Linked DNA regions of Homo sapiens: all the other regions are linked to region 3. The links are chromatin loops, found by intact Hi-C in ENCODE. Cell type or tissue: heart left ventricle. All regions are shown on one strand. Each heading gives the region's core, and the rest is flanking DNA. Links, peaks and the distances in the headings are about the cores only. Region 1 overlaps CIITA (class II major histocompatibility complex transactivator). Region 2 holds the start of EMP2 (epithelial membrane protein 2). Region 3 has its middle 10 kb from the start of TVP23A.

Region 1 (4,000 bases), core at 1-4,000, 90 kb before region 3:
GCCGGGTGTGATGGCACATGCCTATACTCCCAGCTACTTGAGAGGCTGAGGCAGGAGAATTGCTTGAACTCGGGAGGCGGAGTTGCAGTGAACTGAGACTGCACTCCAGCCTTGGCAACAAGAGCGAAACTCTGTCTCGAAAAAAAAAGAAAAAAATAAATAAATGCAGCAGGTTTACACTGCTGCCAAGTGGATTCAGGCTAAATCAACTCACATCACGGGTCGGCCGGTACCAGTGCAGAAACTAGATGGGGGTTTTGCAATCTCTGAACCCTGGAGACCCTTCCTCCACCCCACAGGGAGAGTAATCTGACCATATTTCATCGATGCCAAGACATATATGTCACCATTTGAATATCATTGAGATCAGGATGTGTCTTATAACCAATAGCGTGTCACAGTTTGCATTTTGGCCTCATATTGGGGTCTTACAATGGATGGCATCTTAGATTCCATGAAATATGATGTTTCTTAAAGGGTAAATCAGGCTGGGCATGGTGGCTCACACCCGTAATCCCAGCACTTTGGAAGGCTGAGGTGGGTGGATCGCTTGGGCCCAGGATTTCAAGACCAGTCTGGGCCACATGGCGAAGCCCTGTCTCTACTGAAAACACAAAAATAGCCTGGTGTGGTGGCGGGCATCTGTAATCCCAGCTACTTGGGAGGCTGAGGCATGAGAATCACTTGAACCCAGGAGGCAGTGCTTGCAGTGAGCTGAGATCATGCCACTGCACCTTAGCCTGGGCAATAAAGTGAGACTTGGTCTCAAAAAGAAAAGAAAAGAAAAAAGAAAAGTGTAAATCAGATCAAGTGTCGCCTTCCCAGGCCCACCTACTTTTCCATTCACACTGAAAAACTGCAAATACCTCTTGTGACCCACAAGGGCCTCCCTGTGTGATCTGGATTCCCCTGACCTCCCCTACTTCCACCATTGCCCAGCCTCTGTCCCTCATTCACTACACACAGCCACAGTGGCCCTTCTGACCCTTAAAACACAGCCCCTTTTCCCACTTAGGGCCTTTGCACCTGCTGTTCTTTCTTCCTAGAGTCCTTTTCCCCTAGAGCTTCCCACGGAAGAATCATCTCCCCAGAAGTCCTGTACCCTCCTGGGGCTTGTTAGTTTCCTTCCCAGCATGAATCACTGTTTTACAATATTTTATTTATGTATGTGCCTAATTCCTACTACGCAAAGAAACTCAAAAGCAAGAACGACATCTGTCTAGTTCATACTTGTATCTCTAGTTTTTAGCACAATTATGAACCAGACAGATTCTATTTTTGCTTCTGAGTTTCTTTGCATAGCAAGAAGTAAGCACCTACATAAATAAAATATTGTAAAACAGTGATCATGCTGGGAAGAAATTAACAAGGCTCAGGAGGGTATAGGACCCAGCTACTTGGAAGGCTGAGGTGGGAGGTTCGCTTCAGTCCAGGTAGTCGAGGCTGTAGTGAGCCATCATTGCACCCCTGCACTACAACCTGGGTGAGACCCCATCTCCAAATAAATAAATAAATAAATAAATAAATAAGTTGGCCGGGCATGGTGGCTCACGCCTGTAATCCTAGTACTCACTTTGGGAGGCCGAGGCAGGTGGATCACCTGAGATCAGGAGTTTGAGACCAGCCTGGCCAACATGGCGAAACCCTGTCTCTACTAAAAATATAAAAACTAGCTGGACGTGGTGGTGGGCGCCTATAATCCCAGCTACTCGGAGCACTGAGGCAGGCGAATAGCTTGAACCTGGGGGGGGGCAGAAGTTGCAGTGAGCTGAGATCACACCACTTCACTCCAGCCTGGGTGACAGAGCGAGACTCCATCTCAAAAACAGAAATTAAAAAAATTAAAAATAAATAAATAATAAGGGACCAAATGCCATCTTTCCTGGGAATCTGACTCTGGTTGTCCTCAGTAAGTGAAGAGCTCTGGCGAAGAGGAGAGCAGTTTCTCTCAGTCTGGCGAGTAAGAAGAGCTGGTAATGCTGAGTTGGATGACTGGGGCTCTGGTCCAAGCTCAGTCCGCTCATTACCTCTGGGACCACACCAGGGCCTGGATGGAAGTCACTCAAAAGCAAGAGGTGCTATGCCAAGGCCTACCAGAAGGTGGCAGTGAAACACTGACCGGCATGTAAGTGACAAGGCCGGCAAAAGCTGACGTACGTGGTTAGCCTTCCAGAAGCCACCACCCCTAGGTTCCGGAAAAAGCCTGGTCCCGCCATCCCTGGGGGAAAAGGAGCAATATTTATTGCATAACAGAACCTGGCATTGTGACAAGTGCTTACATAGACCATTAGGATGGTTCCCATTTTCCAGGTAAGAAAACAGCGGCTAGGAATGAATAACTGACTTGCTCAGAGTTTCTTTCACCACGTCCCGCTAATCCTTTTGTTCAGGGCTGTGGTGATTGCTTCTAGGGTCTCAGTGTCCCCTGCAGCCAGCACGATGTGGGTTCCCTGCGCTCTGCAGCCCCCCAGCTCAGCACCTGACCGGTATCCGGGGCCCCACTCACCTTAGCCTGAGCAGGGATGCAGCGAGCGAAGGCAGGGCCTCGGCGAGTTTGTAGGCACCCAGGTCAGTGATGTTGTTCTGGGACAGACTGCGGGGACACAGTGAGGGGGAGGGCTCAGGACCAAACTTGCATGCCTCACTTTGACCTCAAGGAGAGTTCTGGGTCATAGGCTGTGAATGGCGCTGTCGACAGACTTAAGCTACCTCTCGGTAAATAGGAGGATACTGTTAGGTCCTGTGGCCAAGTGGGAGGGCAGGGATGAGGAGGTGGATGGGAGGGAGAGTGCACCCTCCTGCCCCCACCTGTCCCATGACTTTACAACATCCCCTCTTTTCCCTCTGCGCCACTTTTCAGCACTATAATGAAATAAGTGTTGGCATTATTTGTTTAATGGCTGTGTAATCCTTTCTGCCGGGTTGTGGGCTTCACATGGAGCAGGGCTGTGTCTGTTTTGCTCATTACTGTATCCCTGTGCCTAGAGCACTGCCAGGCACATAGTAGGTGCTCAATAAATACTTAAGTGGGGTGGCGGGTAAGAAAGAGGGGGACGGAAGGACTAAGGAGAAGAAATCTAGCTTACAGTGTTACCTAGGACACTAGAAATTACTGGAGAAGTCCCACAGTCCTACAATTAAGGAAATTGCTAAGTAAATTCCGGTAAATTATTTGGCCATCCTAAGACCTTGGTTGTGAGGGGGAGTGTGGGAAGATTTTGATATCCTCTAGGTTCAGTAAAAAATCATGTTGAACTGGGCGTGGTGGCTCATGCCGGTAATCCCAGCACTTTGGGAGGCTGAGGTGGGCGGATCACTTGAGGTCAGGAGTTCAAGACCAGCCTGGCCAACCTGGTGAAACCCCGTCTCTACTAAAAATACAAAAATTAGTTGGGTGTAGTGGTGCATGCCTGTAATTCCAGCTACTTGGGAGGCTGAGGTGTGAGAATTGCTTGAACCCAGGAGGTGAAGTTTGCAATAAATAGATCGTACCACTGCACTCCAGCCTGGGCTACAGAGCGAGACTCCGTGTCAAAAAAAAAAAAAAAAAATCCCATTGAACCAGGCACAGTGACTCATGCCTGTAATCCCAGTACTTTGGGAGGCAGAGGCAGGAGGATGGCTTGAGCTCAGAAGTTCAAGACCAGCCTGGGCAACGTGGTGAAACCACGTCTCTACAAAAAAATACAAAAATTAGCGGGACGTGGTGGCATGCACCTGTCCCAGCTACTCAGAAGGTTGAGATGGGAGGATTGCTTGAGCCTAGGAGATTGAGGCTGCAGTGAGCCATGATTACACCACTGCACTCCACCCTGGGTGACAGAGCGAGACCTTGTCTGAAAAAAAGAAAAAAAATCACATTGATCCTCCTGTATCTTATCCATCTCCAACTTCCCAGAGCCCAGAACAGTTTTTAAAAAGTTTTACTGTTTTGATAATAATGCTTTATTGATAAATCCTAATCTATCTCTCCTATTTCACCCCCCAGTATAATTTTCTG
Region 2 (7,548 bases), core at 2,207-6,206, 250 kb after region 3:
GCCAACATGGTGAAACCCCCGTCTCTACTAAAAATACAAAAATTAGCCAGGCATGGTGGTAGGTGCCTGTAATCCCAGTTACTCGGGAGGCTGAGGCAGGAGAATTGCTTGAACCTAGGAGGCTGAGGTTGCAGTGAGCCGAGACTGTGCCACTGCACTCCAGCCTGGGCGAGAGAGCAAGACTCTGTCTCAAAAAAAAGGAAAAAAAAAAAGAAGCAAGTCATTAGGTGCAGCCCACTCTCAAGGGGAGAGAATTACACAAAGGCATGAATACCAGGAGGCAGGCGCATGGGGGTCATCTTAGCAGCCTATGAACAGTTTGTTTTCAGCGGAAGCAGCCACTGAATGGAAGTTAGTAAAACCCCTGGCATCTGTTAAGATTCAGCTAACCCACCAACTAAAAGTGGGTTATGATGGTTGAATCACATTCATATTCAATCTATTCCCATCAGGAGTTTGTGGCTATTTGAAAAAATCTCCATCCTTCTTAACAAGAGTCCACGTTGTCTTCTCCATGACCTATGCTGCTACAACGTTGAGTTCTGTTCGGCTTTCTTAAGGTTGGGGATCAGATTTGCACCCAGGCATGGGCACCCCTAGTCATTCCTTCTAAGAACAAGAAAGAGTGAACAGGATCCAGGTACAAGAGACTGCAGAACCCTAAAATGTTCAAGCCAGGAAAGACACATGAGAGATCACTGCATAATCAATTATCTTCTATCCCACCCTGAACCAAGCCCCCATCCTCGATGACTTTCCATACCTTCAAATGCCTTCCTTACAGTTCTTTCTCTCTCTCCATATAGACCAGCTACTGCTGTGAAACAAACAACCATGAGCTGCAGTGGCATGCAACAATTAGCATGCATTTCTCATTTACATGTCTGTGGCTTGACTGGAGTAGCTCTGTGTCTCTGACAGAAGTTCTGTAGGTCCTCTAGGGTAGCTCTATTTCACATGTCTTTCATTTTCTGGGACCACTAAGCTGCCAGAGGTATACTATGCTCATGGAAATGGCAAAAGAGAGAGAGGGCAAATCCTACCACCCAGGCACCCTTCCGTTCTTTGTGTGTGTCATCTTTGCTAATATCTCATTGGCCAAAGCAAGTCACATGGCCAAGCTCAAGATCAAATTGAGGAATATATTCCTCTCATCACGAGGCTATGGCCAGGGTCGGGATGTATACTACTAGTATAAGGGGCTGAAGGACTGGGACCAGAATTCCATCAAACACACTCTTACTTTCCCCCACACCAAGTTCATTATCGAAACACCAGAAGCAGGAATACAAGCAGGTATGACGCAGGTTTCTGTCTCCCATCTTCCTAGAGGGACAGGAGTATATTTAAAGACAGAAAACAAAGAATAGCAAGTAGCAGGTGAATGGGACAGACAGGTTGGGCTCTGGAGAGGGTTTAGAAACAAGGCAGAGGAGCAATTGTCCTGTTTTTTTTTCTGCGTCTTGGAGAGGGATCTTGGGGGTCTGGACGGGTTCTTTCCAGTTGGGACACACCCCACCAGCTGGTGGCTTGGGAGACAGTACAGGGAGGAGGCATCTCCTGGCTCTGAATCAGAGTGAGAACATGACTGTCTTTTCCAATGATCTTGCAATAGTTCTGATAACAGAAGAAAGACTTCTCTGTGTTAGCATGCTTTTAACATCTTACTGATCACCCCCACTGTTTTTTTAAGAGACAGGGTCTTGCTATGTTGCCTAGGCTGCCTCGGAACTCTCAGGCTCAAGCGATCCTCCAACCTCAGCCTCCCGAGCAGCTGGGATTACAGGTAAGCACCACCGCACCTGGCTCCCTTTTAATAGACGCTAAACCTCAGACTCATGGACTCTTTCAGGCAACAGTATCTGGCTACAATTTACTAACACTGTTTTATTTCAATAGTGTTTATATTCATAAGTTTGTCTTCTACTTTTGGCAGATGGCACTGGTTTCCTGTTTACCATAGCAATATAGGGCTTTCTTTTTCAAATAAACATATTAAAATCAACGGAGTTAATTTAAAGAAAACAATTAAGTGAATACCAGTTCAGGTGGAAGGTGGATATGGCAAAATTTAGAGCTTGAGTGTGGTTAGCATTTGGTAAATAGTGATAGGGTGGAAAGAGGAGAATGGGGTTTGCTGCAGTGAGTCTGGGTTCAAATCCAAACTTTATCAACTGCATAGAGACTTTGGGTAAGTTACTGGTGTAGCTTCTCTGAGCCTTAGTTTCTTCATGGATAAAATGAGGGTAACTTGTTTTGCAGGGCTGCCGTGTTCTATTGAAGGTTATGTTTGTAAAGTAACCGGCACACACTAAGCCCTCAGCAAATGCAGAAACCTGCCTGCTCCATCCCCTACCTGGCCTTTCCATTCTGGGAGACTCTGGAGTTTTCTCTGTCCTCCACATGGCCATAGGCAGGTAGGTGGGCCCTTCCTGGTCCTCCTCTATAGCAACCAGACCTCACCCTCCTCCCCTTTTATGGAGGAAGAGGACTCAGTTCATATTAGTGCCTTCCTGTCCCCTCTCCAGCTCCAAACACACACACACACACACACACACACACACACACACACACACACAATTATCTTGGGGGATGGGAGTCTTGGTTAACTGTAGAATTAAAGGAGATTTGGCAGGTCAGACCCTAGGCCAACTTGGGAAGCTCAAGGCCTGGGGGAGGGGGTGGCCCTTTAGAGGGGATCTCAAATCCCCCAAGGATCTCTAATTTAGAGCCAACAAGGCCCTCTCGTGACAGAGCTCCTCAGCAGGACTAAAAAAAGATGCTCAACAGAAAATACAAACATGGAGTCCAACCAGAGCACAGGATTGCACAATAAATTAACATTTCTTAAAAGGGTTTCTCATTCTCTTGTCAGTAGCACAAGTCAATTGCCTTGTATTCTGGGGTATGTGCAAGTAACATGAACTTGTTAAATTAAAAGTTTAAAATATACTGTTATATGTTGTGACCCTGTTTTGGAATTTCTTCAATTTGTAAAAATACACTGACTCCCACTCCCTCCTTCCACACACACACGATGGGGCTCAGGCGCCTCTGGTCTCCTCCCCCATCCTCCCAAGAGCCCCTAGAGCAGATCAGCCCTCCCAGTTTCCAGATGGGGAAACTGAGGCTGGAAAGAAAGGCAGTTCCTTTGATGTCATTTCCAGGGACACTAAATACCAGGACTGTGGGTTGAAAGGCTGTGGGGAGTGCTTTGTGTGAGTGTGTGTGTGTGTGTGTGTGTGTGTGTGTGTGTACTGGTCGGGTGGGGGGAGTGAACGGGGGGTCCTGGAAGAGTCTGAAGACTGGTTGCTGGGCATCTCGCACCAAGGCCAGGACTCCAGGTGAGATGATAAAAATAACAATGGCTGACGTCTATGGAGCAGGTACCATGAGCCAAACATTGTGGACGTATTACCACCTTCCGACCTATAATCACTCCCATTCCCAGAAGAGGAAACTGAGACAGGGGAGATTATGGACGAGCTCAGGAAGTTCATAAAAGGCCAGAGAAGGGGTTCTAGAGCAGGGAGCCCGGATTCCAAAACTCCTTAGGGAAGAGGAAGAAAAGGGGAGAAGAGGAGAGGAAAGAGAATGAGAGGGATGTGGAAACCTGCAGAGAAGGGAAGACCCTTGCTCCCGGGAGCCTCCCTTTCTCCCTTTTCCCCCGGGCCCGTGCCACCGGCTCCGCCCCAAAGCTGGCCACAGAGCCGCAGGGAGGCGGGCGGGAACGGTGGTGCGGGGGCGCCAGGGCGCTCCCGGCCTCGGCCTTTCCCTCCAGGGCCCCCTCCTTTCGCCGGCGGCCCCTCCCACTCGGCTCTCCCGGCTCCTGGCGTCACGGCCCGGGAGGCGGGATCGGGGAAGGAGGGGCCCCGCCGCCTAGAGGGTGGAGGGAGGGCGCGCAGTCCCAGCCCAGAGCTTCAAAACAGCCCGGCGGCCTCGCCTCGCACCCCCAGCCAGTCCGTCGATCCAGCTGCCAGCGCAGCCGCCAGCGCCGGGTGAGTTGTGGGCGCACCCAGGGCGCGGGGCGACATCGGGGGGGCCCCGGGATCGTGTACGCCCGGGCAGCAGGGACGCGACCCCTCCACTTACTGGACCGGGAGCAGCCCCCGGAATTGGTGACAGTAACGGGAGGGCCGAGGTGCCACCCATGCCGCCGACCTCTGGTCTGCGCCACGCTCGCTCCGGCCCCAGAATTCCACTTCGCCATCCCGGGACAGCTTCCCACGCCTTTTGAGCCGAAGCAGGCGGGAAAAGTTTGGGGAGGAGTCAGGGCGCCTCCCCTCGCCCCGCCGGACTTACACCCGGGGCTCTTGGAGTCCAGGGAGATCCCCAGGTCGCGTGAGGGATTCCCGGGCAGCGTCCCCAGACTCGCCTCGCGGGCAGGACTGGTGCGCCAGGCCGGGCCAGCGGGTCCTCCTGGGCTGCGTACCCCTCTAGGCCCCCGCCGCTGCTCCGTCGCGCCCCCGAGCGGCGAGGAGCGACTTCTTGGGGGTCAGGAACGGTGGAGGAGCCGGGAGGCGCTGCTGGGATGACACCTCTCTCCCTGCCAACTCTAGAAGGGCTTGGGGGGCTTTAAAGAGGCGAGACCGCACCCATGTGTTCCAGAGGTAGGAGAGGCTGCAGCTCGTAGTGTGTATTCTACGCCCTCCCCAAATCCAGAGATCTGAGCACGCTCCAGGGAGGTCTTTTAGGTGAAGATGTGGGGCTGGACATGGGGACTCCGAAGACACCACAGGGCAAAGCTCTCCCTCCAGGCCAGCTTCAGTTTTGGGGAAGGGAGCACTGCCCCTCCCAAGCTTTGAGGGTGTGTGTGTGTGTGTGTGTGTGTGTGTGTGCACCTTGATCTTATAATTCAGCTGTGTCTAAGTAAGGGGCTTGGAGAGGGACTTAAGAAGCCTCCAGTTCAAATACAGTGTGATTCCACTTTTATGAGACACCTAGAATAGGCAAATTTTATAGACAGAAAGTAGAATGATGGTTGCCAGGGCCTGGGGGTACCTGGGAACCGGGAGTTACTGTTTAATGGGACAGAGTTTTTCTTGGGGAGGATGAAAAAGTTTTGGGTATACATAGTGGCAATGGTTACACAGTATCGTGAAGGTATTTAATGCCACTGAGTTGTATGCTTATCATCGGTTAAAATGATGATTATGATGTTATGCATATTTTATCATAAAAATTTTTTAAAAGCCGCCTTTAGCCACCTCTGCACTCCAGTCTGAATCAGAGAGAAATCTAAGAACCGACACATTATTGCTGGGCACCTCTTCCTGGAATTCGGCCTTCAGTTAAGAAAGCTTAAAGAGGACGAGGAAGGGACGGGGTCCTGGTTTCCCAGGAGTCACACAAGGGGAAGGATGGCGACCTGAGCTGCTGGAGGTTTGCAGTTGGCTGGTGCTCGCCCTCCATCTCCGTTTCTCCCTGGGAGCCTCACCCCTGAGCTGTTTCCAGCACGCTCTCCTGTTGCAAGTGGGGAAACAGGCTAGAGATCTAAGTCGGTTTGCTCAAGGCCACTGAGCTGGTAAATGCAAAGAACTAGACCTTGAACCTCCATCTGCCTCCCAAGCCCTCCCCTTCTTTCCACCTGGAGATGCCCTGCTGGTTTGCAGGGAATGAGGGGAGACCCTTCTGGGGAAAACAGGGCGTGGATGCCCACGGGGGCCTTGGCAAATGCCAAGACTACAGCCCAGGGAGAGGCGTGGAGGTGGCAGGAAGGTGCAGAACCTGTTTTCCCACTGAGGGTTTTTGGATCTCACCACCTCCATCCCATGGGGAGCCAGGGAGTCGAGTAGGAGGCAGAGGGCTGGCCACATAGCCTGGAGCCTCCTCTGCCCCTCAAGTGGAGAGATTGAGGTGCGCCTGAAATCCAGAGAATGTGTTTGTGTTGGAAACCACGGAGTCGACCAGCTGAGTGGGTGAGGGCAGGGCCAGGCGGAAGCGTCCCTGTGAGGAGGGTGAGGCTTGGGGCTGACACTGCCCCACCTCGGGCTGGAGGAGGGGGTGCACCCGCTCTGGCTGGCACCACCCCAGATTAGGGTCTAGCTAATGAGGGGCTAAAAGGGCTTGGTGGCGTTTTATTGTGGCTATGGAGCACATCCATTTAGCAAACCGCCCCCGCTTCTCCACCCTCACCCCAGTAATGGCACTTAAATCCTTTCTTCCTGGAACGGAAGTGAATGTTTCACCTCAGTATCTTTTCTCTGCCTCTCACATAATATCTTCGTAGTAGGAGCTAAAACCACATGCATATGTGCACAGACTCCCCAATTTCCCGCAACAGGTAATTAACAGGGAGGATCAACCAGCCCATTTTTCACCCTAGGCATAGAGTGACACTCTCCTGCCCTCGCCTCTGCTATACAGCCTTCCAGGTCAGTGAGGGCACAGCAAAGGCCACTTCTTTGTCATAGTAAACTCCGCCAGACGGGACCAGGAAGGGAAGTCTGTCGAGATGAAAATATATAAATGTCCTTCCAGGCCAGATGGGCTGGCGCTGGACTGCTGGCTGCTTGGCGAGGTTTGTTTGGGAAGCAGATGTCCAGCCTCCCTCCTTTTGCCGGGAGGGGGGGGTCAGATAATTGTGTGTGGGGGGGTGGGGGGGACAACATGTGGCTGCTTCCCAGCTCTGTGGCCAAGTGGGGACTCTGACGCGGGCTACAGGGGCTAAGGTGGGGACAGGGCAGGGCTCTCCAGCCACGGGAGTTCCAGAGGGGAGGCGGTGACGTTACTTACCCAAAGGTGGGGTGGGGCCCAGGCACTGGGATTAAGGGAGCAGATCTCTCCCAGAGGAGAGAGTTAAAGGCCAGCCTCGGGATGCCTGTGCAGGAGGGGTGTGTGTGTGTGTCCGGGTGTCTCAGGAGGGCAGGTGATTGGCAGCAGCAGCTGGAATGAAGGAAGAGGGCAGTTGGCATCATAGAAGGGATGGAGGCCTGACTCTTGGACGATGGCCTCAGCATGTGCAGGGAAGGAATGGGGATTGGTGTGGTGGTGACAGGCAGAGCAGTCTCCCCTTCTCACCCCAGGAGTGGTGAAGCCTGGCTCCCTGCAGAAGTTAGCCAAAGAATGCAATTTCAGCAGCACTGTGGCAGGAATCAGATGCATCTGGCTCTTGTTAGGGACAGGCCAGGGGGGAGTCTAAAAATATCAGAGGCAGAGCTGCCACCCAGCGAGAGAGTGCCGGGCTGGTAACCTGACACCTGAGCAGAGGCTGGTGGTGGTGATGAGGGCACCTGTCCTGCACGGCTCCAGAGGTACTCATGCTCCTTCAGGTGCCTGAAAGGGTGAGAGCTCACTGCATTCGGGACAGCCCTGGGCTAAGATTGGAGAATTTCAGGGCATAAGGACCTTAGAAGTCCCAGTATGACACTGACAGCTAGGGACACTCAGAGAGGTGGAGTGACTTGCCCAGGTCACACAGCAATTTGGCAGCCGACCCAGGACTAGATCTAGGCCACAGCTGAGGGGAGTTCAGTGGGATTCCAGGCCCAGGTCCCCAGGGCCTGGGACCCTTATAGCACGTGTCATCTGTCCAGGAGGCTGGATTTC
Region 3 (7,548 bases), core at 1,685-5,684:
CTTCTGTTAAGGGTTGACTATGTCCTTCATCTCAAAATTCCTATATTGAAGTCCTAACTTCCTGTACCTTAACATGTGACCCTACTTGGGGATAGAGTCATTGCAGACATCATTAGAAAGATGAGGTCACACTGGAGTAGGGTGGATCCCTAATCCAATATGACCGGTGTCCTTATAAAAAGGGGAAATTTGGACACAGACACGCATACAGAGAGAACATCATGTGAAGATTGGATTACGCAGCCACAGCCTAGAAAATACCAGAAACTAGGAGAGATGCTGGGGACAGATCCTTCCCTAGCGCCTGCAGAGGGAGCAGGGCTCTGTAGACACATTAATCTCAGACTTCCAGGCTCCAGAACTGGGAGACAATGAATTTCTGATTTTTAAGCCACTCAGTTTTTGGTACTTTTTGATACACCTTTGAGGGCCTTTGTCTGCTGTCACACCCCTGTGTGGCCTCCCTGCCTCTCAGCCCATCTCTCCGACCCTCCCCAGAGCCCTGCCTAATCCCTAAGGTGCTCATGCACCCTCATGCAGGGTATGGTCTGCTTCTGGGGAATCCCACCTGACAGCGGGTTTTTTTTTTTTGTCGTTGTTGTTTGTTTTTGAAACAGAGTCTCGCTTTGTCGCCCAAGCTGGAGGGCAATGGCACAATCTCAGCTCACTGCAACCTCTGCCTCCCAAGTTCAAGTGATTCTGCTGCCTCAGCCTCCTCAGTAGCTGGGATTACAGGCATGTGCCACCACAACCAGCTAATTTTTATATTTTTAGTAGAGACAGGGTTTTACCATGTTGGCCAGGCTGGTCTCAAACTCCTGACCTCAGATAATCTGTGTGTCTTGGCCTCCCAAAGTGCTGGGATTACAGGCATGAGCCACCATGCCCAGGTTACAACAGTAGGTTTTCAGGAGCAATGGCAAACTCGCCAGTGGCAGAGAATGAAGTGAGCACACTGGTGTCTGGGGGTGGTGAGCTCGACTCTGCAACCCCATCTAAGGGGGGATAGCACCGCTCAGCTCCCACCACAGGGAATTCAGGCTCCATGTCACCTGAGCTTCCTTAAGAAAAAACAGAAGTACAGACTTCAAAAAAAAAGTGACATCTGATTTTTCTTTTCTTTTCTTTCCTTTCTTTTTAAGAGACAGGGTCTCACTCTATCACCCAGGCTGGAGAGCAGTGATGTGATCACAGCTCACTGCAGGCTTGAACTCCAGGGCTCAAGCGATCCCACCACAGCCTCCCAAGTAGCAGGGACTGCAGGCACAGGCCACCATGCCCCGCCTGGTTAGTATTTTTATTTTTTATAAATAGATATGAGGTCTCGCTTTGTTGCCCAGGCTGGTCTTGAACTGGCTTCAAGAGATCCTCCTGCCTTGGCCTCCCAAAGTGCTGGAATTACTGGCGTGAGCTACTACACTTGGCCCCAATTTTCCAATACTGGCCATTAACTCCATGAACGCTGCCTATTTTTTTTTTTAACTATGCAGGTCCAACCCAAACATGTCTGGAGCCCAGAGTTGACCCTTGGGCAGGCACTTTGCAACCTTGGGTTAAAGGTTTGGCAGGGACTGTGCACCCCAGTTTTGTGTGATGGGAAAAGCTATGAGCAGGGAGCAGGTGGAGACCTGATATCTACTCATGGGTCTACCACTGGTTTGCTGTATGCACCTGCTTCAAAACCTCTCTGAGCCTCAATCACCTGATCTGTAAAATGGGTATCATGCCATGCACTTTACCTCCTGGAGTGAAAATAAAGGTGGCTTGACATAATTTATTTAGCAAACACTTACTATGTGCATGCAATGTGCTGAGTATGTGATAAAACATTAACTCCTAGCCAGACCCAGGGGCTCATGCCTGTACTCCTAGCACTTTGGGAGGCTGAGGCAGGAGGATCACTTGAGTCTATTCCAGACCACCCTGGGCTGCATAGCAAGACCTTGTCTCTATGAGAAATAAAAAATTAGCTGGGTGTGGGGTGTGCACCTGTAGTCCCAGCTACTAGGGAGGCTAAGGCAGGAGGATTGCCTGAGCCCAGGAATTGGAGGCTGTAGAGACCTATGATTGCAGCACTGCACTCCAGCCTGGGTGACAGTGAGACCCCCATCTAAAAGAAAAAAGAAAAAAAACAAATTAGCTCCTGCATTCTATCCAACAGCCCTGTAGGGAAAAGAAAGAGAGATCAGACTGTTACTGTGTCTATGTAGAAAGGAAAGACATAAGAGACTCCATTTTGAAAAAGACCTGTACTTTAAACAATTGCTTTGCTGAGATGTTGTTAATTTGTAGCTTTGCCCCAGCCACTTTGCCCCAGCCACTTTGACCCAACCTGGAGCTCACAAAAACATGTGTTGTATGAAATCAAGGTTTAAGGGATCTAGGGCTGTGCAGGACCTGCCTTGTTAACAAAACGTTTACAAGCAGTATACTTGGTAAAAGTTGTTGCCATTCTCTAGTCTCAATAAACCAGGGGCACAATGCACTATGGAAAGCCACAGGGACCTCTGCCCTTGAAAGCTGGGTATTGTCCAAGGTTTCTCCCCATGTGATAGTCTGAAATACGGTCTCGTGGGATGAGAAAGACCTGACTGTCCCCCAGCCCGACACCCGTAAAGGGTCTGTGCTGAGGTGGACTAGTAAGAGAGGAAAGCCTCTAGCAGCTGAGATAGAGGAAGGCCACTGTCTCCTGCCTGCCCCTGGGAACCGAATGTCTCGGTATAAAACCTGATTGTACATTTGTTCATTTCTGAGATGAGAGAAATACCGCCCTATGGTGGGAGGCGAGACATGTTTGCAGCAATGCTGCCTTGTTATTCTTTACTCCACTGAGATGTTTGGGTGGAGAGAAACATAAATCTGGCTTACGTGCACGTCCAGTCATAGTACCTTCCCTTGAACTTCATTATGACATAGATTCTATTGCTCACATGTTTATTGCTGATCTTCTCCTTATTATCACCCTGCCCTCCTACTGCATTCCTTTTTGCTGAAATAATGAAGATAATAATCGATAAAAACTGAGGGAACTCAGAGACCGGTGCCGGTGCCCGGTGCAGGTCCTTGGTATGCTGAGCGCGGGTCCCCTGGGCCCACTGTTATTTCTCTATACTTTGTCTCTGTGTCTTATTTCTTTTCTCAGTCTCTTGTCCCATCCGACTAGAAATACCCACAGGTGTGGAGGGGCAGGCCACCCCTTCACGGCCCTTAAAACAGGTCATGATTCTCATTTCACACTGAAGGAAACTGAGGTTCAGAGAGGTTTAGTAACTTGTCCAAGCTATTTATTTCCCGGCTGATAAGAGGCAGAGCTGAGCTTCAAAGCACGCTGACTGCAAAGTGTCTGAGTCCACAAACTGCTGTTTTGGTTTTTGTTGTTGTTGCTTTGGATACACAGGAAGGAGAGAGATGGGCAGTGACTCCCCGGCTTGCCTTGTGGGTCTCTGGACAAGCCGTCTGGGGAGGAACTGAGCCTGCGTGGGCGACGCTGGCACAGGGCAAAGCTTCCTGACCCAGTCTGGACAGGGGCCAGGGCTGGGCTAAACAACCTACCACTCTTTCTCCTCAGTGGAGCATTTCCCGTAAGTGGTGGCAGCCTGCCTGCTGGCTCGCAGACCTGCTAGGGCAGGCAGCCAGCCATTGCTTGGGCTCCTCCTGCAAGAGGCCCCCAGGGCTCCCAAATCGGGTCCTGGGTAATCTAAGTCCCGCTGCCCGCCCCAACCCAACCTCCCTGCGGCGGAGGGCCAGGCATGCTGCAGCGGCTACTCTGGGCTCCCCGCCTCATAGCTTAAATGCGTCCTCCATGTTGACATGCAGGGCAGGGCGTTTTGGGAGGGATGGGGACAGGTGGGCCTGTGCTGAAAGGTGGCGTGTGTGTGTGTGTGTGTGTGTGTGTGTGTGTGTGTGTGTGTGAAAGAGAGAACTAGATTGAGACCAGACCCCTCGGGAGGCAATAATCCAGGTCTCTGTGTCCCCTGAATTGTAAGGTCCTCATCAGGGGACTCTGCAGAGATTCGCTGCCAGGCGTGTGTTCTGAGTCGCTCATCCCTTTGTTCACCCACTCTCTGGCTGGCTTGTGGAATGCCAGCTGTGTACCTGGCCCCATGCTCTATGAACTTAAGAGACGCCTGCCCTTATGGAGACAGTACCCTAGTGGAGGCATGGGGAGGGGAATCTTACTAAACCAATAAGAAAACAAGAGAATTAGAGATCGTAGAAAGTGCTAGAAAGGGAACAAACATGTCAGGCCACAGTCTAGATCCCAGACCCTCAAGAGGGACTGAGAAACTGGGTGGGACATGAGCTGGGCTTCAGGGAAGGCCCCTTGCGGGGAGACCTCATATTTTCAGCCCTGAGAAAATCAGGAGGAGAAGGGCTTTCCTGGCCAGGGAGTCAGCAGGAGCGAAGGCCCTGAGCCAGGAAGAGGCTTGGAAGTTTCTGAAAATCTTGGAGTCTGGCCATTGTGGTCAGAGCATGATGAGTGGTGCAGGGAGAAGTGGGAAAGATCCGCAGTTCCTGACCAAGCAGGGCCCGGCTAGGTCACTTTCTCTAGTAGGGACAAGCTTCAGACCCCCCGGCTGCTAAGGGAGCGACCAGTGTCATGACCTCCCCAGCCCTGCCTCCATGGGAGGGGCCTGCCGACCTCTGGCTGCTCCAACAGGAGGCAGAGGTCCAGGGCCCATCCTGTCCACTGGGGTCACAGCCACTGTCCCCCATCCCGGCTGGCCGCAGAGAAGGCCCTGTTGACCTGACATTTCTGTCTCTTGTCCAGGCCCTTGAGTGACAAGAGGCCTTCTTTGGCCTGTTTGCTGACTTCTCCACGTCCCTGGTGACAGGGTGTGTTGCTGGGGAGGCCAGGCGGGCCACATCAAAACTTGGCTGTCCCTTTTGTTCCCTGGTCTGGAATTTCCCCTCTCTGTGCTTCTGGCATCCTGTCTCTACAAAAAATAAAATTAGCAGGCCGGGTGCGATGGCTTATGCCTGTAATCCCAACATTTTGGGAGCCCGAGACAGGAGGATCACTTGAGGTCAGGAGTTCCAGACCAGCCTGGCTAATGTGGCGAAACCCCATCTCTATTAAAAATACAAAAGTTAGCTGGGCGTGGTGGCGGGCGCCTGTAATCCCAGCTACTCAGGAGGCTGAGGCAGGAAATTGCTTGAACTCAGGAGGCGGATGTTGCAGTGAGCTGAGATGGTGCCATTGCACTCCAGCCTGGGTGACAGAGCAAGACTCTGTCTCAAAATAGATAAATAAATAAATAAAATAAAATAAGCTAGGCAGAGTGGGCATGTGCCTATGGTCCCAACTATACAGGAGGCTGAGGTGGGAGGATCACTTGAGCCCAGGATTTTGAGACCAGCCTGGGCAACATAGTGAGACCCCAACTCAAAAAAAAAAAAAAGGTAAAATTTATTTGCTTTGTCCCCCAGGCTGGAGTGCAGTGGTGTGATCTTGGCTCACTGACGCCTTCACCTCCTGGGTTCAAGCGACTGTCCTGCCTCAGCCTCCAGAGTAGCTGGGATTACAGGTGTGCACCACCACACCTGGCTAATTTTTGTATTTTTTAGTAGAGACGGGGTTTCACCATGTTGGCTAGGCTGGTCTCGAACTCCTGATCTCAAGTGATCTGCCCACCTCGGCCTCCCAAAGTGCTGGGATTACAGGCATGAGCCACAGTGCCTGGACGTTTATTTTAATTTTGACAGGCTTTCGCTATCATCCAGACTGAAGTGCAGTGGTGCAATCACGGCTCATTGTAGCCTTGACCTCCTGGGCTCAAATAATCCTCCCTCCTCAGCTCTTCAGTAGCTGAGACTACAGGCGCACACCACCATGCCGGGCTAATTTTTGTATTTCTTATAGAAACAGGGTTTTGCTATGTTGTCCAGGCTTGTCTCTAACTCCCCAGCTCAAGTGATCCTCCCACCTCAGCCTCGTGAATAGCTGGGACTACAGGCATGCACCACCACGCCAGGCTAATTTTTTTTTTTAATTATTATTTTTGTGTAGAGACAGAGTCTCATTATGTTGCCCAGGCTGTTAATTATAATAATACATTCTCTTTAATCCACTATGTCTAAAAGATTATCATTACAGCATGTAAACAATTAAAACATGATTTCAATATTATTATTTTACATTCTTTTATTCCTACCAAGTCTTTTTTCTTTTCTTTTTTTTTTTTTTGAGACAGAGTCTCACTCTGTTGCCCATGCTGGAGTACAATGGCACGATCTCGGCTCACTGGAACCTCTGCCTCCTGGGTTCAAGCAATTCTCCTGTCTCAGCTTCCCAAGTAGGTGGAACTACACGTGCCCGCCACCACACCTGGCTAATTTTTGTATTTTTAGTAGAGATGGGGTTTCATCATATTGGTCAGGCTGGTATCGAACTCCTGACCTCAGGTGATCCACCTGCCTCGGCCTCCTAAAGTGCTGGGATTACAGGCGTGAGCCACCACGCCCGGCCTTTTATTCCTAACAAGTCTTCAATCTCTGCTGTGTACTTTGCCCTGATAGCCCATCTCCATCCAGCCTTACCCCATTTCAAGGGCTCAGTAATGACTTGTGGTTCCTGGATTAGACAGCACAGCTTTGCATGGGGGCATTTAGTGCACTTTTGACAAGCTCTAGTTTGTTGTTTTTTCACTTGGCTGTATTTATTTGTCTGTAACTAGAAAGTTGGCCTAAAGAGGGTCAGCAATCAGCAGCTTATATCTCTTGCTAAGAGCTGCGTCCATGTCCACACCAGCGTGCTGGGCACAGCTGGTGTCAGGATTTGCACCCAGGTCTGTCTGGGTAGAAATCCAGGGCTATTTCCATGTACCACTCCCTGCGCCTGACAAGGTGGATGGGGCCCTGAAGGCAGCCCACGGGAGGGGACCCTCCTTCTTCCCTTGGCCCTCTGCTCCGCCCTCCTGGGTAACCTGCACTGGCTGCCAGCCTGAAGAAGGACTGGACTAGGTCACCTGAAAGGAGCCTCTGTGAAACAGGCAGCAGTGTGACAGTCACAGGGGCAGCCATACAAACAGGAGGGTGGGAGCCCCCCAACCTCGTGGGCCTGGATGTCCCCTGGCCTGGAGTCATACCGTAACTGAGTAGCTTGGCTTCAAAATGCTTTTTTTTTTTGCTCTGTTCCCCAGGCTGGAGTGCAGTGGCACAATCTCGGCTCACTGCAACCTCCGCCTCCCGGGTTCAAGTGATTCTCCTACCTCAGCCTCCCAAGTAACCGGAATTACAGGCACCCACCACCACGCCCAGCTAATTTTTGTATTTTTAGCAGAGATGGGGTTTCATCATGTTGGCCATGCTGGTCTCAAACTCCTGACCTCAAGTAATCCACCTGGCCTGGGCCTCCCAAAGTGCTGGGATTACAGGCATGAGCCACTGTGCCAGGCCTCAAAACGCATTTTATACTTTTTTCCCTTTTTCTCTTTTCTCCTTAGTCTCAAGATGTAACGTCAAAACAAACTGCAGAAACCTTTTTTTCCCTCCTTAGTCTTTTTTTTTTTGAGACAGAGTCTCGCTCTATTGCCCAGCCTGGAGTGC

Evidence for each region. Peaks named below come from ENCODE experiments on the same cell type or tissue, not always from the same donor. Only the 100,000 strongest peaks of a DNase experiment are listed, where the experiment ranks them.
Region 1: it touches region 3 in a loop (2.5-fold over the local background); 42 of 110 quality-filtered maps call a loop at or near these places.
Region 2: it touches region 3 in a loop (8-fold over the local background); 8 of 110 quality-filtered maps call a loop at or near these places.

The regions. Positions count from the first base shown.
Region 1 is chr16:10,917,033-10,921,032 of GRCh38, reverse strand. It overlaps CIITA (class II major histocompatibility complex transactivator), which reads right to left. Exons shown (of 20, transcript NM_000246.4): 16 at 2,507-2,593. Among named protein-coding and RNA genes, the nearest start is that of DEXI, 23 kb to the left of the region's middle. In heart left ventricle, for the core only: CTCF peaks have their summits at 1,895 and 2,094 (motif pointing right); a DNase peak (open chromatin) is centred at 2,112; H3K4me3 peaks cover 541 bases; H3K27ac peaks cover 752 bases.
Region 2 is chr16:10,576,999-10,584,546 of GRCh38, reverse strand. It overlaps EMP2 (epithelial membrane protein 2), which reads left to right and starts at 3,949. Exons shown (of 5, transcript NM_001424.6): 1 at 3,949-3,998. RefSeq lists enhancers at 1-410, 5,346-5,923 and silencers at 3,789-4,028, 5,381-5,675. In heart left ventricle, for the core only: CTCF peaks have their summits at 3,871, 4,269 and 4,472 (motif pointing left); DNase peaks (open chromatin) are centred at 3,836, 4,416 and 5,956; H3K4me3 peaks cover 2,901 bases; H3K27ac peaks cover 2,821 bases.
Region 3 is chr16:10,825,102-10,832,649 of GRCh38, reverse strand. No RefSeq gene overlaps it. Among named protein-coding and RNA genes, the nearest start is that of TVP23A, 10 kb to the right of the region's middle. RefSeq lists a silencer at 3,635-3,704. In heart left ventricle, for the core only: no CTCF peak of the experiment used is centred there; DNase peaks (open chromatin) are centred at 3,629 and 4,689; H3K4me3 peaks cover 1,149 bases; H3K27ac peaks cover 3,312 bases.